Linked DNA regions of Mus musculus: region 1 is linked to region 2. Evidence: chromatin loops called from intact Hi-C (ENCODE). Cell type or tissue: left cerebral cortex. All regions are shown on one strand. Links, peaks and the distances in the headings refer to the core of each region. The heading gives the core; the rest is flanking DNA.

What was found. A loop is a pair of places that touch in the nucleus more often than their neighbours do. Peaks named below come from ENCODE experiments on the same cell type or tissue, not always from the same donor. Only the 100,000 strongest peaks of a DNase experiment are listed, where the experiment ranks them.
Region 1: a loop joins it to region 2, with 2.5 times the contacts of the local background. A loop is called at or near these places in 2 of 42 quality-filtered maps.

Annotation. Positions count from the first base shown.
Region 1 is chr5:45,227,445-45,231,843 of GRCm38, forward strand. All of the region lies in intron 4 of D5Ertd615e (DNA segment, Chr 5, ERATO Doi 615, expressed), which reads right to left. Among named protein-coding and RNA genes, the nearest start is that of Gm46912, 67 kb to the left of the region's middle. In left cerebral cortex, for the core only: no CTCF peak of the experiment used is centred there; DNase peaks (open chromatin) are centred at 948, 2,532 and 2,852; H3K27ac peaks cover 893 bases.
Region 2 is chr5:45,126,117-45,130,515 of GRCm38, forward strand. The region is part of intron 5 of D5Ertd615e (DNA segment, Chr 5, ERATO Doi 615, expressed); the gene reads right to left. Among named protein-coding and RNA genes, the nearest start is that of Gm46912, 35 kb to the right of the region's middle. In left cerebral cortex, for the core only: no CTCF peak of the experiment used is centred there; DNase peaks (open chromatin) are centred at 2,090 and 2,953.

The DNA of each region.
Region 1 (4,399 bases), core at 227-4,226, 100 kb after region 2:
GCAAGAAAGAGAGAGAGTCAGAGACAGAGACATAGAGAGAGATGTTTACTTCTAGTTCTTTCTTATTCCCAATAAGAGCATCTAGGAAAGCTACATGACCTCAGCAGTAAAAGCATTTTGGACCAGAAATATTGTAGGGGCAGCTGTTGTATATTACAGAACATTAAGCAGCATCCTTGTCTCCTACTCACTAGATGCCCATGATTCTTTTCACTATAGCAAGAGTTCCCAAATATTATCAATTGTTCCTTGAAGATGTAAAAGAATCCCCACTGAAAACTGCTGTTCTAGAGTATATTTCTATAGAATTCCAAATGTTCCCCAAGAGTGGTCTGTCTTAGTTTTAATTCCTGTTGTTTGGACAAAAGCAATTTAAGGGAGAAAGTGTTTATTCTACCTGACAGTTCAAGTCACCATCCATTATGATGAAGAAGCCAAGGTAGCAGAAGCTTGAAGCAATAGGTCATAGTACATCCACAGTTAAAACAAGAGAGCGATGAATCCATGGGGCTGCTCTGCCTTCTTTCTCTCCTTCTAAACTCCAGGATCCCTGCTAGGGAATGTATCACCCACAGTGGGAGAGTCTTTAAACCTCAGTGAGTGTATCAAGATAATCCCACCAGGGGCCCATCTCCTGGGTAATTCTAGTCCCATCAAACTGATGAATAACACTAACCATCACACTGTTCAAATGCCACTCCTTCTCAGCATCTTTGCTGCCTCTTTGGATGCAGGGAAACTGCTCTTAACATGAGCTATTGTTCATGGTCCTTGTTTCTCTCAAGGATGAAGCCACAGGACAATCCTGGTTTTGTTGACCTGGCCAGATGTGTATGTGTCCATTTCCTCTTACAGTCGTCAACAGACACATAGGTTTCAAGTGCCTCGCTTCTCATTCAAGAATTAAGAAATTTCAGAGATTTGGCAGCAAATGTTAAAAAACCTCCATTGAATACGGACGCAAATGTTCTCCACAGAAGCTTTTGGAGCAGTGCCCAAAGGGGAGCAAGCTAAAAAGAATCAGTTTGTTCTTAAAGGCATTTCAGCCTGGATGGTTATCTGTTGTGAAGCCTAGGAGCACTGGAGGATGTTTGGCAGGGTCTCTGACCTTGAGCACCCACCTTAGAAAAGTTCATATGACAGTCAATACCATTATAGTATACATACATTTATTTATTACTTATTTTATGTGTATGAGTGCCTTGCCTGAATGTGTATCTGTGTATGAAGGGCGTGCCTGGTACTCTCTGAGGCCAGAGGGGATATCAGACTCCCCAGAACTAGAGCTACAGATAGTTCTTAGCTGTCACGTGAGTGCTGGGAACTGAACCCAGCTTCTCTGAAAGAGCTGCTACTGCTTTTAACCACCAAGCCATCCCTTTAGCTCCAAGGTTTATGTACATTTTAAAACACAACAAAAATATTGACTGGAGGGACAACTTGGTAGACTCTGTATTACCCCTGTAGAGGATCCAAGTTTGGTTCCTAGCATCCACACGGAGTGACTCACAACCACCTTTAACTCCGACTCCAGGGTATCTGATCTGGCATCCATGGGTACCTGGACTTAAACATTTGAATGCACATGTGTGAATGCACATACATATGTTTTTCTTTCTTTTATTGAAAATAGATTTTTTCATATGATATATTTTGATTATGGTTTCTCCTCTCCCCTCCTACTCCTAGTTTCTTCCTGTCTGCCCCCTCATCTGGATCTTTTTTGTCTCTGGTTACAAAATAGAAAATAAGAAATAATAATAAAATTAGATAAATCAAAAACAAACAAATCATAACAGGACGAAACAGCCAAACAAGATAAGAGCCAACAGAAAAAAAGACACGAGGAACACAATAGATGCAGGGACACATGTGTGTTCATATTCAGGAATCCCATACAAACCCCAAACCAAAAGTCATAGTATATACACAGAGGACCTGTAAGGTAGGAAAAAAACTGCTTTTAAAAAATAAAAAATAAAAATTTCAAATGAGCTACTATATACATACACATGTTCAAGTATAATAGGAAACTGTAGAAGATATTTATTATAAGCTAAATCCAAGCCAATCATTACTGGATGTGTGACCTTAGCCAAGTCAGAGCTCAGGGTCTGCTCCAAAATGAGACTGTGGGATAAGAGAATTGATCACACCATTGCTCCCAGCCCCATTAGGCAGTAAAGCCTATCAGAAAACAGATGTGTGATCCTTTTAGAATGACAACAACAGCTGAAGGGAAGCAGTGTGTTCACGAAAACTCAACCCTCTATTTAACTAACCCACTCCTACGTGATTGGCATTCCTCATTCAGGAAGTGAAGGGACCTTTGAGACATGAGGCATCTGGTGATGACCATTACGTTCTGGGGAAACAGAAACATGGGCTGTAGGGTGGATAACTTGGATGCTTTCTGTCTCTCTTACACTGAAACCTAAGGAATTCCCATCACAGTTGCATGCAGATCTACAAGACCTGTATGGGGTAGAATGCTCCTTGATAAACCAGACTCTCAACACTTGGGAATCCGTCAAGTCTGTGAGTGTTTCCAAATGGGAGGAGAGAGGTAAATGCTAAGTCACTTCCCTGCTCTATCTCCCTATAGCCCACTTGCTCTTGAGAAGAAAGTGTTCCTTCCTCTTCCATATCTAAGCCAGCCTCACTTGTGTTTCTGACTTCCAAGGCTGCATCCTTGTCTTCCTGGTCACTGCCTTCCCACAAAAAACCTCTGTATTTGATATCCACACTATCACAGACACAAGGCAGTTGTAGGTAGCAGATTCCTGCTGAAGTTGGGGAGGCAGCCAAGAAGATTTATAGAGAGCAGAAAATAGCTTCCAATTAAACGTTAAACACTGAACAAGAAAGGCAGCTTGCACCCCTTGCTAAGGAGGATGCCAGATCACTTTGTCATTGCTGTTTTTGTTAGCACCCCAAGAAGCCACATGGCTCTTCATCTCTCCTACTCTAAGCTTCCAGACACCAGAAACTTCTTGCCTTGCCTTCTTATCTACACTGAGCTCACCATGACCCCTACAATGGCCTGCATGATGTAGGAAAGGTATAAGGGAGCTTGCCTTCATCAGCTAATATGTCCACTCATTCCTTAAAACCACAGATTTATTTATGCAAGCAAAAAAAGCTTGTCTTTTATAGACAGTACATCAAAAAAGTCTCATTTTCCTTATAACTTTTCCACTCATTCTCTGCAACTACAAAAAAAAAAAAAAAAAAAAAAAGAAAAGAAAAAAGAAAATAAAAATAGGCATTTGCCATGCATGGTGGCACATGCTTTAATCTCAGCACTCAAGAGGCAGAGGCAGGAGAATTTCTATGAAGGCAAAAACCAGCCTGGTCTACTACAGTGAGGTTCAGGATATCCACTTCTATGTAGAGAGACCCTGTCTAAAAAAATAATAATAAATAAATAAATACCTAAAGTGAACAAAGTGATTATTTTCAAATTACCTATTTCTGGATTTCTCTGATCATGTGGCCTCATCTGATTTGTCTTTGTTGTGATTTCAGTATGGAATGTCCTGCTCGCTATGAATGGGCAGCCCTGTCTGGAAGGTTATAGAACCTTTAGGCAGTGGAACTGTGCTGAAGGAAGGGACTGAGTGGTGGGATCTGAGGTTTACTAGCCTCTTTACTCCTTGCTTCCTGACTGTGAATGGCAACTGTGAATTGCATGTGACCAGATGACCCTCATGCTTCCCCATCATGATAGGTTGTACCCCCTTAAACTGTGAGCCAGAATAAGCCCTTCCCCCTGGAAGTTGCTACCTGTCAAGCATTTCATCTAAGCAACTAGTATCACCATAGTAACTAAGGCAGTTTTTAGATGGATAACTTCCTGAGAAACGAAAAGCACTAAGCCATCACTCAGCCAAGGAGGTTAGGATGATTTCTATGTGCTCAGCCCAGGGAGTGGCACTATTAGGAAGTATGGCCTTGTTGGAGTAGGTGTGTCACTGGAGGTGTGGGCTTTAAGACCTTCCTCCTAGCTGCCTGGAAGTCAGTCTTCCACTGGCAGCCTTCAGATGAAGATGTAGAACTCTCAGCTCTGCCTGCACCATGCCTGCCTGGATGCTGCCATGCTCCCATCTTAATGATAATGGACTGAACCTCTGAACCTGTAAGCCAGCCTGAAATAAATGTTGTCCTTACAACAAGTTGCCTTGCTCATGGTGTCTCTTCACAGCAGTAAAACCCTGACTAGGACAGGATCAAGGCTTACAAGGATCAAAACTTCCTAGAATACACCGCTGATTTTCACGAATTCACAAATCCTTTGTGCAGTTGTAGAAATCCAGCTATACTCTCATCTGCATTCACTAAACAGATGCCTGAAATCCAGTAGCAGTATGAAGCAATGACAAAAGATGAAAACCAGTAA
Region 2 (4,399 bases), core at 156-4,155:
CTAGGGGCTTCTGGAAGAGTCGTATCTCCTGCCCAAATTAATTCATTAATTTGTAACTGTATCCATGCACTTTTCCAATGACACTTTGCAGACTTTCCCACCAAGAGGAAAGATTTGTGTTTTCAAAGTATGAATCCAGGCTGACCTTGTGGCTTGTCCTCAGAGTGACATTACCCTAGATCTAAGCCTAAGCCCTAAGAACTCTTGTGTGCTTGTCCTCTCCCTTGTTCAACACAATGGTCATGGCATGAGAAAGCCCAAATCATCCCTCTGGAAGGTAAGGGATCAAAGAGAGAGATGGAATCAAGTCAACCAAGACCATCCCAGCGAATCAGATCCCAGCTACAATCAGCCCTTCTTAGGCTGCAAACTAATAAGTTCCTTGCCTCATGAGCAATCGCCAATGGTGGTTGCTCATAATCACTCAGATTTGGGGTGATTGTTCATATAGCAAAATCTGCTACATCTTGTAACAAACTCAAAGCTAAAGAAAACGGTCAACACTTGAGCTTCATGTGAGGCAAATGGATGGATCTGAGCATTGTACTTTGGAAGACATGTCACTAAATCTGAAAGGCTTAAGGTACCTTGAGAAAGTAAGGATGCTTCCCTCCAAAAGGCCACTGGCTTGTGTTGAGTAACAGAGAAGCAGCAGCCACTGGCATGAAAGAGATTCTGCTGCAGGGTCCTTGCAGCAGCACTCGAAAGGCAGAGAATGGCTTGGGCAATTGCAGACTAGAAGGAAAGGAATTGGACTCTGGAGTTGAAGTGGGATGGACATCTTCTATAGCCTGCTAAACCTTCCTGTGTTTCCAAGAAGGGCAAAGAGAGCAAGGCCTCATCAGCATCCACTGCTCTCCTTGTCAACCAGATGCATTCAATTAAACAAAATTTCAAAGTTACTTGGATTAATATAAATATACCCTAAATATTTCAGAACTACACATACATGCTGCCCCCAAATAAAGAATCTCCCCAAGCCTCACTCACCATCTTTGATCCTGACTGTGAAAATGATATAAATATTATTATCAGTCTTTTGATCACTTACAAATTTGTGAACCATGTTTTGAAATAATGCACTGTAATGTATACTTGAAAGAGTGCAATAACCAGGACCAGCCAGACAGTTGGTAGAGAGTGGGCCAAATGGCGGCACTTAATGAAGCATGTTCTGTCGATACTCAGCCAGGGCTGAGAACTACTGATCTGTGCTTCCCCTATTGATCCCACGAAATGGGCCAAGTCCTCAGTAGAGATTTACTTTTTCTCTGAACTGTCAAGTCTGCCTGGCTTTCTGGACAACACCTGGAATTTCTCCTCTTCCAGAGTTTCCTTTTCTTTTTTTTCTTTTTTTTTTTTCTTAAACACTATGCTTCTTGTGCTTTGAAAATTATTTCCATCTAATTTTAGCTTCATTAATAACAATTATTTAGGCCTAAGTATGTGTTCAGCTGGTTCCTCTGCTCATCTGCATGTTATTTTCAACCTCTCCTGTGAGGAGTTAATGTGTCAATTGACATATTTTCAACAAGGGACAGCAGCGGTTTGTGAGATGAGGGCGTTTTCCATCTCACACCTCTAAGAAATGGACACAGTTTCTTCCCAAGTTGGAAAGGTAGGCACTTTCACTGTCTCGTCAAGGCACCAGGTCACCTAGCTGGTTCGGCTGGCCTCAGCATGCCACTCAGTCCTTTTGTTTTTTTAACATGACAGTGACATTTTCTCAGTGTCACCTTCAGGTAAATAGCACCTGGGAGAAGAAAAGATGCCTACTCCCATAGGGCTCAAGGAAAACCTTCTCCAGAAACACCCCGCTCAACTCCCAGATGGCTTTGTCATTTAAGAAAAATGTCATTCCTTAAGCATGAATGGCAGTTTGGGTGGCACGTCTGCCTACGTCACACAGGCTTCTCAGGATGTCTTCTTAATCATTGATCCACTTCAGCCAAAATCTCGAAAGTGAGTTTTAAAAGTGATTTTTAACTTTGTTAGCCTCTGTATATATGAATGTGAGTGCAGAGTGTACGGAGGCCAGATGAGAGCATGAGAACCCTCCCCGCCCCCAGATCTCATGTGAGTTGTAGGTGGGTATGAGTCATACAGCGTGAGAACCAACCTCTGGTCCTCTACAGTACACATTCTTAGTAGCTGCGCCATCTGTCTAGACCCAGAAATTGAGTTTTAAAGAAGTAGTAAAATTAATCTAAAAGTCGACACAGAAAAAAAAATGTGTATGGAACAAAATCATTAGAGACCTCAGAGCCAAATGACAAACCAGGAAGAATTTTAAGTCGTACCAAAACTTAAAGAATGGATATTCTAAATATATAAACATCTTTGTAAAACAACACTGCACACTAAGGCATCTAATTACTATTTCCACTAACAGGAATCCAGGATTCCAGAAGCAGTAGCCCACTCCTACTCTGGGACAGAAATGTAATAGATAAGCCCCAGGGTAGGAGGCACTTAAAGAGGTGCTTCCCAGCCAAATAAGGGATAATGTGAACTTGAGTAAGAGAATTAAATGCAATGGATTGAAACACATCTGTATATTCAAAACTATCAGTTCACAATGGTATCTGAAAACAAAACAAAATTGTGTGAACAAAACATTTTGTTGAAGTCATTGGAAGCAACTAGGGCAAAGGCCATTTAGTCCAAAAGTTAATCACTGAAAAGGAAAATAATATCAGTATGTATCTATTTGTTTATTTATTTCCTTATGTTTTCTGTAAAACTCTATCTCTCTGGGTGACCAAGAGTTTGATAAAGGGGAAAATACTACATATAAATACTTCTATTTCCTGGTTGTTGGGCAGTAAGGAGCCCCTTCTACCAAGCCTCATTGCTGTGATGTACTGCCTCACTCAGACCCAGAAGCACTGGAGCCAACACAGAAAATTGGTACTGAGAATTCTGCTGTTTCTGTGACTACCTGACCATGGAGTACAGAACTTTGGAATCAGTTTGTGGGAGGAATTTAGAGAAGTTGGAGATGCAGACTACAGAAACCAATGGGTGTTGAAAGTACAGCTTAATGAATGGCACCATGGGAGCTCAGGCGAGCAGAGCACAGACAGGAAACATGGCAGAAAATGTGATGGTGGTGGGGAATCAGGAGGGAACAGGACTATTTGAAATCAGACGCAAGGTCATAAATGTTTCATTATGTAACAACTTGTCTGCATTTAGCACACGTGGGGAGACTTTGAGATAGTTTTATGATAAACTAATCAATCAAGTCAAAGCAACTGTAAGGTAGACTAGACTATGACATGGGGATTGCTGGCTGCTTTTTGCCAGGGATTGTGTGTGTGTGTGTGTGTGTGTGTGTGTGTGTGTGTGTGTGTGTGTGTGTGTGTGTGAGAGAGAGAGAGAGAGAGAGAGAGAGAGAGAGAGAGAGAGAGAGAGAAGAGAGAGAGAGAGAGAGAGATTCCCTAAGGGCTCAATGATAACTCAAGATAACTCAAGAGTTGGAATCTATCATCATAGGTTCAAGGGTAGAAAAGTGGGAACTGATTTGAAAGACTAACAATTTTGTCTAATGGAGAAGGTAGGCGGTCCTTTGAGAGGATGAAAGATATTCCCAGCATGCAATCATGTACTATAATTATAGAGCTCCCATAAGAGAGATCCATGCCTTAATTTAGTGCTTTGGATTTCAGATGCTCTGGCTACTTGGCATTATGAAGACTCTCCTTATCTCAGGTTTGATCTTGCTCCTATCCCAAACTTTATAGCACAAGCTATGAAAACACAGGTGCATCATACTCTCTCACATAAGAGATGACTTGTTAGAAGGTTAGGCCAGGGGCAAATACTATAGTCTCAAAGCACTGAGTAGCCTTCAGTATAGTGCTCTGACCAGCTTCCCATGGCTTTATCCCATGGTCAGATATAGAGTTATATAATATATAATTTAGTTTTTAGGTGATATAGTATTAGCTCATGTTTTAGGCCATATAATATTATTAATCTCAGATTTGATACCGTTTGGGGAGGGGTGCTGCAAAACTCCTGAAATCACTATTCCTGACTTCCACATCTTGTTTTGGAATTCTTTTTTGTATGTTTCTTTCCTGCTTTTATTCAGAGAAGGGGCTGGACAAAAGTTCCTGAGTATGGTTTCATAGTCATTTTGAGCTGATTTGTTATTTTAATCTTAAATTTAGTTTGTTTTAGATAAAATTTTACATATAAACAAATACAATAGCAAATGGTATTAAATATATAGTTATCCCTTAGCCCTCAGGTTGTTCTTTAATTTTAATTATTTAAAATACAAATAGGTTTCTCATAACTCATCAGCTATTTCTTTAGAGAGAGGGTCTCCTTTATCTCAGGTTAGCCTCTACTGTGCTGTGTAGCTGAGGCTGGCTTTGAACCTCTAATT